Linked DNA regions of Homo sapiens: region 2 is linked to region 1. Evidence: chromatin contacts called from ENCODE Hi-C or POLR2A ChIA-PET data. All regions are on one chromosome and are shown on one strand. The core of a region is the stretch at or near the end of the contact, and the rest is flanking DNA. Distances in the headings are between cores, read along the strand shown.

Region 1 (5,331 bases), core at 1,606-4,105:
TTTCAGTAAAAGGCAACTCCATCCTTTCAGTTGTTCAGACTGGAAATGTAGCAGTGAGTCATCCTGTATGTCTCTGTTTTTCACACTTCTCATCAACCTCACCAGGAAATCTCACCAATTCCACTGCTGCCACCCTAATCTAACTAACCAACCATCGCTTCTCACCTGGATCAGTGGGAACAGCCTCGCAACCCCTTTCCTTGCTTCCATCACGTGCCTCCCTGCAGCCTATTCACAGGATAGCCAGGAGTGCCCCCTTTCAAGTGTTAATCAGATCCTGTCACCCCTCTGCTCAAAGCTCTCCACTGGCTTTTCATCTCCTTTGCCCTGACCTATAAGCCCCTTGATGATTGGGTGCCTTCCACCTCTGATCTTGTCACTTGTCCTCTCCACCACCCACCAGCCCCCTTTATTGTGCTCAAACCCACACCCCAGGGCCTTCACACCTGCTGATCTCTTCGTCTGTCCACCTTACGTAAAATCACATCCCCATTGCTCTCCACTCTCTTGCCTAGCTTTTTTTTTCATGATGCTCATTCTTCATTTATTATCTTTTTCTTGTACTCCCTCTCTCATTCCATCTCTATGCAAGCATCACAAGAGCACAATCCTTGCTTTTCTTGTTCACAGTTATATTCCCAGCATCTTAGAATAGTGACTGACACATAGTAGGAGTTTAATAAATATTTTTTGAATGAATCATGTCACTCCATTGTTTAAACTTTTTATTGGATTCCAATAAAAAGTCTCTTCAAGATAAATTTCAGTTCTCCAGTGGGGTATGCAAGTTTCTTCATGAGCACAGCCCTCTTTGTTTCTCTGGTCTCATGTCCTGTCATTTCCTGATGTGCCACATGCAGATCCCCAAATGCAGCAGGTTCTTCCAGGCCTCTATGCCTCCATCCAGGCTCTGCCCTCTCCTCCAAACACCCTTTCCACTTCCCTCACTTTGACTCACAAGTCAGCTCCATTCCTGTCTGTGTCAAAGTCAGAAGTCCTGGTAGCAGCCCTCTATGCTTTAAAACTCTATGATGTTCCTGATCCTAATCTATTCAGTTGTCTCTTTATCTGGCTCCTCTACTAACTGTATCTCCCGTGAGTGAAAAAACAGGTCCTGTTCATTTAGGATTCCATAGTGCTAACACAATACCTGGTACATGATCTGTGCTTAATTAACATATGTGTTTCAAGGGGATGGAAAAAAGTATGAATAAATCAGTGACTTAAGAATTATATTTTAGTAGAGAATTGGCAGTTCTTAGTGTGACAGGGGAAGAGTAAAATAAAAGCTAAACAAGCAGTCAAGAGAATTTACATTTCAAATGTGTTTGGAGTCATGTATTATTGAAACAAATATGCTTATATAATTCATAGTTGCTGAGGATATCACAATAATAATGAGTGTTCTTAATGATCAGATGAATGATAACCTGAATAGGTGAAAGAGGACAATTGTACTCACTGAGGCCTGGGTGAGAAGGCAAGGGGACACAAACATTATAGGAAGACTGCCATCTGCAGTGGTACCAAAGTAAAGTGTGAGGCATTAAGGAGGTCAGGTTCACTTCCATAGAAAGGTTGGTATAGCACTCCCTCATTCTGCAGCAGTGCCAACTACATAGGACGTTTTGCATCTCTGTGCAGAAGAAATTGATCATATGGCTTCAGACCCAATAAGTAACATCTCATGTCTCAAAACTGAATTCGGGGAATTGTTTGAAAATCTGCCTTCCAGATGAATAAAGTGGCTGTCCTGATATTTTCTCACCATCAGAGTCATCTTTGCCCTTGGGATTTCCATGACCTTTATCAATATCCCAGTGGAATGGTTTTCCATCGGGTTTGACTGGACCTGGATGCTGCTGTTTGGTGACATCCGACAGGGCATCTTCTATGCGATGCTTCTGTCCTTCTGGATCATCTTCTGTGGCGAGCACATGATGGTAAGAGCCGCCGGGAGGGACAGACGTCTGTACCAGCTGCTCTGTGCAGGCTGCCAAGCTGACACCTGCCCCCCTTTGCCTCTAGTCAGCAGTGGGTGAGACAGAATAAACTAGTAGTTACAAGTGGGAACTCTGGAGGCAGACCCTCTGGTTCACATTCCTGCTTCACCACCTGCTGACCAGCTGAGTGGCTTTAGGCAAATGACATTATCACTCTGAATCTCGGGTCCCTCATCTATAAAATGGGATGTAAAGACCTACTGCATGGGGTTTTCATGAGAATTAAATGACAGAATGTGAGTAACTTAAGATAAACACACACATTCTAATGATTAGTATTATTTCTTGCCCTTGAGCTTGAGTTTCTTGTCTGCTGGCTTCTGCCCTGCTTGTCCTGTCCCCAGGAATACAGGTTAACCATCAGAGAATGTGGGCCTGGCTCTTTCCAGCTGGCAATGTGTCCAGGTGGCCTAGTAACCCCTATTACTCTGAAATACAGACCTTCCCGGTCTCCTCAGTTTGCACAGACACCAAATCATATTTCAAGAGGGATTGAAGGTACCATGGTTAAAAATAAGAATGGTGTCATCATCACATTGTGGCTAAGATGATATGCCAGCTGGAACTTGGTCTTCACGTCAGGCACATGGGCTTCACAGCAGAGTGGACTGTTTTTAAATTCCATTATGGCTCAATCATGAAAACCAGACCTCTCAAGTCCTGCTGCCCTTCCAGGAGAGCAGTGTGAGAGCAGAGAGAGAGACTTCTTCCTACTGCTAAACTGTCTACATTAAGGGGTCTTTCTCCATGAGGTGTCCTCCAGCAGAGATGCGCTGAGAATGAGGCCTCAGCAGCAGGGCGGGGGAGTGGATGGAACTTGGTCCAGCACCAGGAAGCCAGCCAAGGATTGTCCGCAGGGAGCTGGTGTGGACTGACCCACCTGGGGCCCCACCTGGAGGCTAAGATCATCTTTGCTTTCCCTTTTTTCTCATTCTACATTCCTTCCTTTTCTTTCTCTTGGTGTCTTTGTTTATCAAGGGGACTCATTCCTGGTTTTAATAAGGATGGGGAGAAAATATGCCTATTTTCCTCACCATAATAGACACACTTTACATATTTAAATGCTTTAATGTCTTTACTTTGTCTTCTGAGGATCAGTCACTTTTATAAACACAAGTTACAAGTCACGTAGAAATTTAATTCAGAATGAGTTATTTTGTGGACCACAAAATGTCCCCTGCCTGGGAGCCGAGGCCTTTCTTTGTGTTCCCATGGCATCCTGTTCTTATTACTCTCAGAGCCCTTATGGCTGGGCTTTGTCATGTTCTACGTATGTGCCAGACTCCCCCACAGAGATGAGCTCCTGAAGAAGAGATTTTCATCTTCTTTGTTCTCATACCTAGAATCTAGCATAGTGCTTGATACACAATAGGTGGTCGGCAAGTGTCCTTCGAATGCTGACTCCCCCATAGAATTGCTTGGTCTTCCTCTCCCCTCTATCTCCCTTCTCAATTTGGTTTTCCTCAGGATCAGCACGAGCGGAACCACATCGCAGGGTATTGGAAGCAAGTCGGACCCATTGCCGTTGGCTCCTTCTGCCTCTTCATATTTGACATGTGTGAGAGGTGAGCAAGTGTTTGTGGGACACTGAGCCAAACTGTGCATCACCACGCCCACTCCTGTCATTTTAGGAGGAGTGTTTGAAAAGGAGAATGGTGGTCGGGAACCTTTGGTTTGGAAGCACTGGACGTGGTCACATCCTCAGACAAGGTCTGGGATCAAATCAAAGGCACAGCTCTTTACAGTTGAAAAATATTTGGGCCGATGTATTCTACAAGCTTCATTTCTCTTTAGGATTTCTGTAATGTTTTTTAGCCTAAATACAGCCCTCACCCCTGCAGCTGAAAAGCTAAGAATATGTGAAAAGGAAAGTTCCCGTTGCCTTTGTATTAATTGTGTCTTGCCTTTCCATCTCATTTTCTTTGTAGAGGGGTACAACTCACGAATCCCTTCTACAGTATCTGGACTACAGACATTGGAACAGAGCTGGCCGTATCCTTCCTTGATGGGCTCAGGGTTTTATTTCTTCCCCTGGCCACCCAGTCCCCAAGATCATTTTCTAAGGCTCTGCTGATGCTCCCCATATGTACTCAGCCAGGGCTTTGATTCTCAGGCCAATCATAACAGCACAATTAAGGCTAATAATAAGAAGAATTACTGCTTGCTTTCAAGCCTGGGTGAGAGCAGGCAAAATGAGAAGGTCACAGCCTATCCTCACAGCAGAGGGATCCGAGTTGCTAGGCTTACTGCAGCCTGTCTGAATTATCTGTTATACACTGTTTCCTGCAGACTGAAGCATGACTAGCTTTTCCCTGGAGCCATGGAGGTTCATCTCTGGGCCCCTGTGGAAGAGCCTGTTTCTGAAACCACCTATGTGTGAGACTTCTTAAGTGACCTTGGTGTGCTGGCAAATCACACTGCTGCTATTTATTCCTGAGACCAAGTGGAGATAAGGCTAAGGTGATTAGTTCCAGAGAAGTCGCCAAGGCTTCTGGTTGGTTGGCATAAACTCTAAGTCATCTTCATGAAGCAGAAGTGACAGTCTTAGCTTATCCCTTTTAGGATGCTGGATTTAAATATTTTATCTTCCGGAATAGTATGTGAAATGATCTTGGGAGAAAAAGACTCTGCTCTGGAGTGGAGAGAAAGGCTTGGGTTGTATTCTTCCTTGATGGCTCATATCTTGCCACGTGCTAGGGAATATCCTTTGTCTTGCCATGATGTTTATATTGGTTTCTCAGTGTCACAAGAACATTGTGAGCAAACTAAATCAGTAGTATCATTTCCTCAAAGATGAGAGAGAAGCTCTACCCTTCCTCTGTTATGCCCCCACCAAATGTTAGCTGCACAACAAGAAGAATGTTTCTAATGTTAAATCTAGTTCAACTTTTTTAATTTTGTAGATAGGATGGAGTGAGTAAAATTTCAAGTCCTGCAGAAAATAACTATATTCCCTTCATTCCAGGATGATGTTCATTATAGGAAAGAAGGAGAAACTGCATTAGATATTATATTATTTAATGAAATATGCACGCCAAGTTCATACTTATTAAATGCTTTTAAAAATAGACAATTTGGGCCAGGTGTGGTGGCTTATCCCTGTAATCCCAGCTACTCGGGAGGCTGAGGCAGGAGAATCGCTTGAACCTGGGAGGAGGAGGTTGTGGTGAGCCAAGATTGTGCCATCGCACTTCAGCCCGGGCAACAAAAGCAAAACTCTGTCTCAAAAAAAAAAAGGCAATTTGGGCAAAGTTGTAGCAGAAAGGGGTTGGAATCAGGTCATCTGCCTTCCAAGGCAGCTCACGCTATCCTAAGACTTGGTGGTTCT
Region 2 (5,331 bases), core at 1,497-3,996, 49 kb before region 1:
CAAAGTAAAATGGATATTGAGCCATTCAACTTCATAGATCAGGTAAAAGTTTTGGGAGCTTATATTCATTCTTCAGCTATTGCTTCAAAAGTTTGAGGAGCTTATATTTCCCAGCTGTTGTTTCAAAAGCAATAGCTGGAAAAAAAAAAAAAAAGCAATAGCTGGAGAATATAAGCTCCCCAAACTTTTGAAGATATAGACATAGACCAAGTAATTTGTAGTCTCTGCCCACCCCCGCCCCAACATTAATTCTATCCGTTGAAATCAGTCCCAATTATTTTTAAAAAATAAAGGCTAATAACCAGTTCTAGTACCCCAAAATGTTTTATGGAACAAGATAGAGAATAAATAAAATGAAATTATAAAATATAAATAAATATTCACATTTTTACAGGTGGAGAGATGGTGCTGGCAGCTTTTTAACTGAGATTAGTTTTCAGGTGTTAAATCAATGTCTCAAGTCAGTAGGAGAAAGTATCTGCTACCAACTTTTTGTATGTTTTTAAATCAATGTGTATTGTTCCTATCATTTTTGTTAGATAAATTCTATTGTAAACATAAAATTCTCTAAAACATTTCTGAAATCTTTGACCATTTTTACTTTAAGTCATTACTTTTTAAAATGGTGCTGTTCTGATTATTAATTCTTATAAACAGGAATTACCTTTTCAACTGGTCTATTCTCTGCATTCCTTCCCCTTGTACCCCAAAGCAGATTATTCTTTAAATATCATCTTTGTTGCAAGGCAGACATTCTTCCTCTAATTTAGAGGAAGGCTATTATTACCTGATGACTGAGACTTCAAAGGCTCTTTGGGGCCATTTGTGGGAATAGGACGGGGAGCTTCTTCATTCCCACCTGACTACCCTCTCACTCCGCCTCCTTCCAGCAGATCTCTGGTCTGGCCTTGTGGCTACTTACAGGGCAGAGATAGGTGTCATAAAAGGAAACATTCCTGCCAAATAAAAGTTCTTTGTTATGTGTGGCTCTGTTTATTATTCCTTCTTTATGGTGCTCTATAGAGTACAGCAGGGATGATTGGGAGCAGAGGCCAAGGCACTCTAGTAGAATTATACCACTGATTAGAAAAGGCAAGGGTGGACACAGAGATAAGAGTAGTACTACAGTTTTCACCGTTAAATGATCTCTTTTTAATTTTTAATATTCAAGCACAGATATCTGCAGAAAATATGATTGTTTTAGATATTCTATGACCCAGCACATGTTCTATCTCTACCTCAGCACCTTCCCTCCTTGGCCATCCCCCATTCTCCCTTGGCTATTACCTGCTCTCTTCCAAGGCTAAGCCCTGCCGAAAGCTACCCTCAGCTCTTTTTACAACTGGAGCATCCTGTGCAAACCTCTGTCAAAGAAATTTCCAATCAGGGTGTAATTCTTTGTGAACTTCTCAGCCTCCCACACTAGCCTGTGAGCAAATGGGGGTCTGGGAGGCCATTCGTCTCTGTCTTTAGTTAGTACGGTACCTGCATAATAGTAATGCTCCTAGGTGATTGCTAAAGAAATGTTCATTACTCATAATAAAGCAAAGAAATAAATAGTCTATGTTGGCTTAAATGGAGACAATGTGTCATGTCAGCCTGTTGTTTTAGTTTTATTTTAACTTTTCTAAGAGGCAACCAAGTCTTGTCTCTCTCTAACTCTTAAATTACAGGTTCTGGAAGGAATAGGGGCTAATGATTTAATGTTGACTCAATTTTAAGCATGATAAATGCTAGCGGTTGGCTAGATAGTAATTTGTAAACTGGATAGCCATTTGAAGTGAAATAACAGGAAGCTGACTGGAGTCAATGAATATTCTTCCAAAAGAAGTACTACAGGTTTAGTCATTGTTCACTTACATTTTTATTCAAGGTTATGTTGTAACGATGACTGGATTTTTCTGTCATTCTGGTGTATTCATTTCTCCCACCTCCCAAATATCTGACTGTTGCCCTTTCTCAGGGAATGTCAGGTTACATATAACATTCATCAAAATTATTTTTTCCTGAAATTGTTTATTTATTGTCTGCTTCCTCCGTTATTTGTACGTTCCATATGGTTGGTGCCTATCAGGTTTACTCCAGAACCGGCAGTGTCTAGTGCATGGTAGATACTCAAGACAAATTTGGACAATATACTGTGAGCCATAGTAATGTGTGTAACTGAGGGACCACTGAATTTTCATAGAGACTTCAGGTTGTGTTTGTACATTTCTTCACACCTTGAATTTGTTAGAAGTCTTATTGATTTCATATCACTTTAACATTAAATGTTATATAGAATCACATTTCACAATTCATGTGCTGTAGTGGAAAAGTGGAGGCCAAAAATACTGTATTGAAATACAGACAAAATAAAATGGTCATGTTTGATAAAGTAAAAAGAACTGAATTCATAATGGACTGCATTTTCAATGAATAGCTCATGGTTTTATAACTTCTGTGCATATTCCCAAGGCTATCTTAACCAACCATGAGTTAACCAGTTTACAGTGACTAGGCATATTTAGTTTTGGCCAAATTATTCTGTCATTGAATTGGTCTGGTGTAGAAGTAGTTTTTGGCCTACTTGTTTTCAGTTAAACCTTATACTATGGGTGGGTGGAGGAGACATTTATAATGTGTGCTGAGGCAGCTGGGTAATATTGCATTACTCTCCTAGGAATACTGGGGAGTGGTTATTTTTAGCTTTCACCTGAGCAAACATGACTCAGTTTGTTGACCTGAATCTATCCAGCCCCCTCTTGAATACACAAACTCTATTAATCCCTAGAACCACGCAAGTGACTAAGTAAGGCCTTCATTACAAATACCTGTTATTGTGGCTTGTTCAAAGGTTGAAGATGATTTAAACTTCCTCCATTTAGCTCTTTTCTCTTAATCCCACACACTTTAAAAAAATTTACAGACAGATCAAACTTTTTTTGATTCTAGACACAATTTGTGACCCATGTAGCTAAAATTTTGACTATAGCTAATGAAAACACATTCTATGGTAGGTGACCAGCTACCAGCTGTAAGCTTTGCTTTTGGTTTACGTGATAATGCTGTCTATATAAAGAAACACTTGGGAATTCACTTTTAGCTGGAGTAGGACATTGCACTGAGCTGTAAATATATTATTGGGGGAACATTAACTGTCCATGTTTGAATATCAGGATGTCTGTTTACTTTCTCAAGCAATACTTGTGTTTTCTCTTTTGAACACTATTAGAAAAACGGAAAATGTTGAATTATCTTCAGGTTTTGAAGTTATGGAAAGCATTTTTGAGACTCAAGGACTAATTTATTCAAGTGAAAAAAATTGTGATTCTCACAGTATAGCTTGAGATGCACTTGAGGCTTCTCCAAGTTCACTGCCATGATATTTATGAAAATATTAGTATTTCTGGGATTTTTTTTCTTTATAGAAGAAACACTAGACTAATGAGAGGATGAAAATAATGCAGGCCCCTAAAAAGGCAGGCGTTCACTGCATTCATTAAAAATGCGGACTTTGTGACCATAAAGTGTTCAGCTTCTCTGTTATTAAGTTTGGAATGTGGTTTTGGAGCTTAGCTGAGGAACTCAGCTAGTTATTTTTCGTTTTGGCCTGAGAAGTGAGAGACTTGTTTTTCAAGAAGGTAAAAAATAAAGAAAAAAAGGTTAGGTTCATTTTGGAAGAATAGAAGTTTTAAAATGTAGTAACTATTTTCTGCAGCAAATAGTCAGTTTGAGTATGTTAGCCGAAAATAGAATTCATGACTTTTGTCTCACTGTTTATTTCTCCAACCACATTAAAAAGGGTTCAGTTAAATGTGCCATTTGGCTTTTCTAATGTCAGTGGGCTATTTAGCTGAGTCAGGATAACCAAAGTTTGATTGACTCATATTTCTAAGAATAAGTCAGATGTCTGATTTTAGATGGATTAGATGTGAGGTCTTCGTGATACAGTTTTGAGTTTTAAAGAAAAACGTCTGTAGCAGGGGTTAGTGGCAACTTGTATTGCAGTGTTCAGCCTTCTACATGAAGGATGTTCAGCTAGAGCTTAGTAGTGTTGAGTTTTCTGGTAAGTATTAATAGGCATTGTCCTAACTTCTTACAAACATAACATTTTACTAAAAATGTATCATTAAAATAGATGTTTAATAGAATAGAAAAATAATGTGGATTCGAACATTAGAAGTAGGGCAGAATATTAATAATACACATTTTTCCCGTTATATAACTTTCTTTTTGCTTTTCATGTTTCTCCATTGCTATCTGATCTCTATTAAATAAGAGAGAATTTCTGCAAACATAATATACCAAGTATCAGATGCACAGAAATACACATATTTAAACCACACACATAAACCATAATTGATGACACTTTCTTTTAACTACTAACTTTCAAAGGTTTATAGATGTATCTATTTTAAAATATACTAGTAGGACCCACATAAAGAAAACAATGAAAGTTTTCCAAGAAATTTAAAAACAGATTGTAGACAATGGAGAAACAAGTACTGTTCTTGGATGGGAAAACTAAACGCTGGGGAAGGATGCTAATTCTGTCCACATTAATTTATTATTATATATTTATTATTTATAAATTTAATTTAATCTTCAATATCCTAGCAAAAAGATGTAAATTTGAAATGGATTGGGGAAGAGAGTTACTCTAGCAGATATTGATAAAAATAATAAATTTATAAAATTCAAAGCAATGTTGTGCTGACCCGTGAATTGACAGTTTAATGCATGGAAAAGAACAGATGTTCAGAAACATGCTTACATACATAAAGATTAACAGTGATATGATAAATCAACAAAAGGGAGGGTCTGTTCAATCAACTATAATTTAAATATTTAAGAAATAAAACTAGAACCTCACTGCATCTCTTATAGCAATTTTCAGATGGATCAACTGTTTAAATATTAGAAAAAATGAAATTGCAAAAAATAAATAGAAGTCAATATAGATGACTATTGAATTTTGAGATGAAGAAGGTCAGTTTCTCTAAACACAAAAGCATGGGGGGAAAAACATAAAAGAGGGATTCCATATAAGATCTGGAACTTCTCTATTTAAATGTGCATAAACAAATTTAGATAGCAGATGGAAAGTTTAGGAGAAATTTCCAACAAAACATATTAGGCAAAGGATTATTCTTATAGATAGCCTTTACAAACTGATGAAGGAGAAGTTGATTTTGGTGTATTGTGTGATTGACTATTTTGCAACTACTAACTGAAAGATTTTAATTATAAAGAAAATATGATATAATGGCTAATATTTTATACTTTGTGTGTGCCCAAGCACTACTCTGAGTGCTTTCATATGTTAACTTGTTTAAAATATGCAGTGAC

Evidence for each region. Hi-C counts contacts between places; a loop is a spot of excess contacts on that map. ChIA-PET counts read pairs that join two places held with the same protein, here RNA polymerase II (POLR2A). Pooled maps may share reads with other maps.
Region 2: a map of gastrocnemius medialis shows a loop between it and region 1 (2.9-fold over the local background). The contact joins two enhancer-like sites. A Hi-C loop is called at or near these places in 2 of 168 maps with a recorded cell type or tissue (chondrocyte and gastrocnemius medialis) and 1 of 50 pooled maps. POLR2A ChIA-PET finds 5 or more read pairs at or near these places in 1 of 52 experiments (OCI-LY7).

The regions. Positions count from the first base shown.
Region 1 is chr1:68,146,800-68,152,130 of GRCh38, reverse strand. WLS (Wnt ligand secretion mediator) reads left to right here. Exons shown (of 12, transcript NM_024911.7): 6 at 1,775-1,943; 7 at 3,471-3,568; 8 at 3,932-3,995. All of the region lies in intron 9 of GNG12-AS1 (GNG12, DIRAS3 and WLS antisense RNA 1), which reads right to left. Among named protein-coding and RNA genes, the nearest start is that of MIR1262, 34 kb to the left of the region's middle. RefSeq lists an enhancer at 3,207-4,406. Within about 2 kb of position 2,855, at least 3 of the 41 ENCODE cell types and tissues checked have a DNase peak (open chromatin) inside an H3K27ac peak, as active enhancers do.
Region 2 is chr1:68,195,391-68,200,721 of GRCh38, reverse strand. The region is part of intron 1 of WLS (Wnt ligand secretion mediator); the gene reads left to right. All of the region lies in intron 9 of GNG12-AS1 (GNG12, DIRAS3 and WLS antisense RNA 1), which reads right to left. Among named protein-coding and RNA genes, the nearest start is that of MIR1262, 14 kb to the right of the region's middle. RefSeq lists an enhancer at 577-1,078. Within about 2 kb of position 2,746, at least 5 of the 41 ENCODE cell types and tissues checked have a DNase peak (open chromatin) inside an H3K27ac peak, as active enhancers do.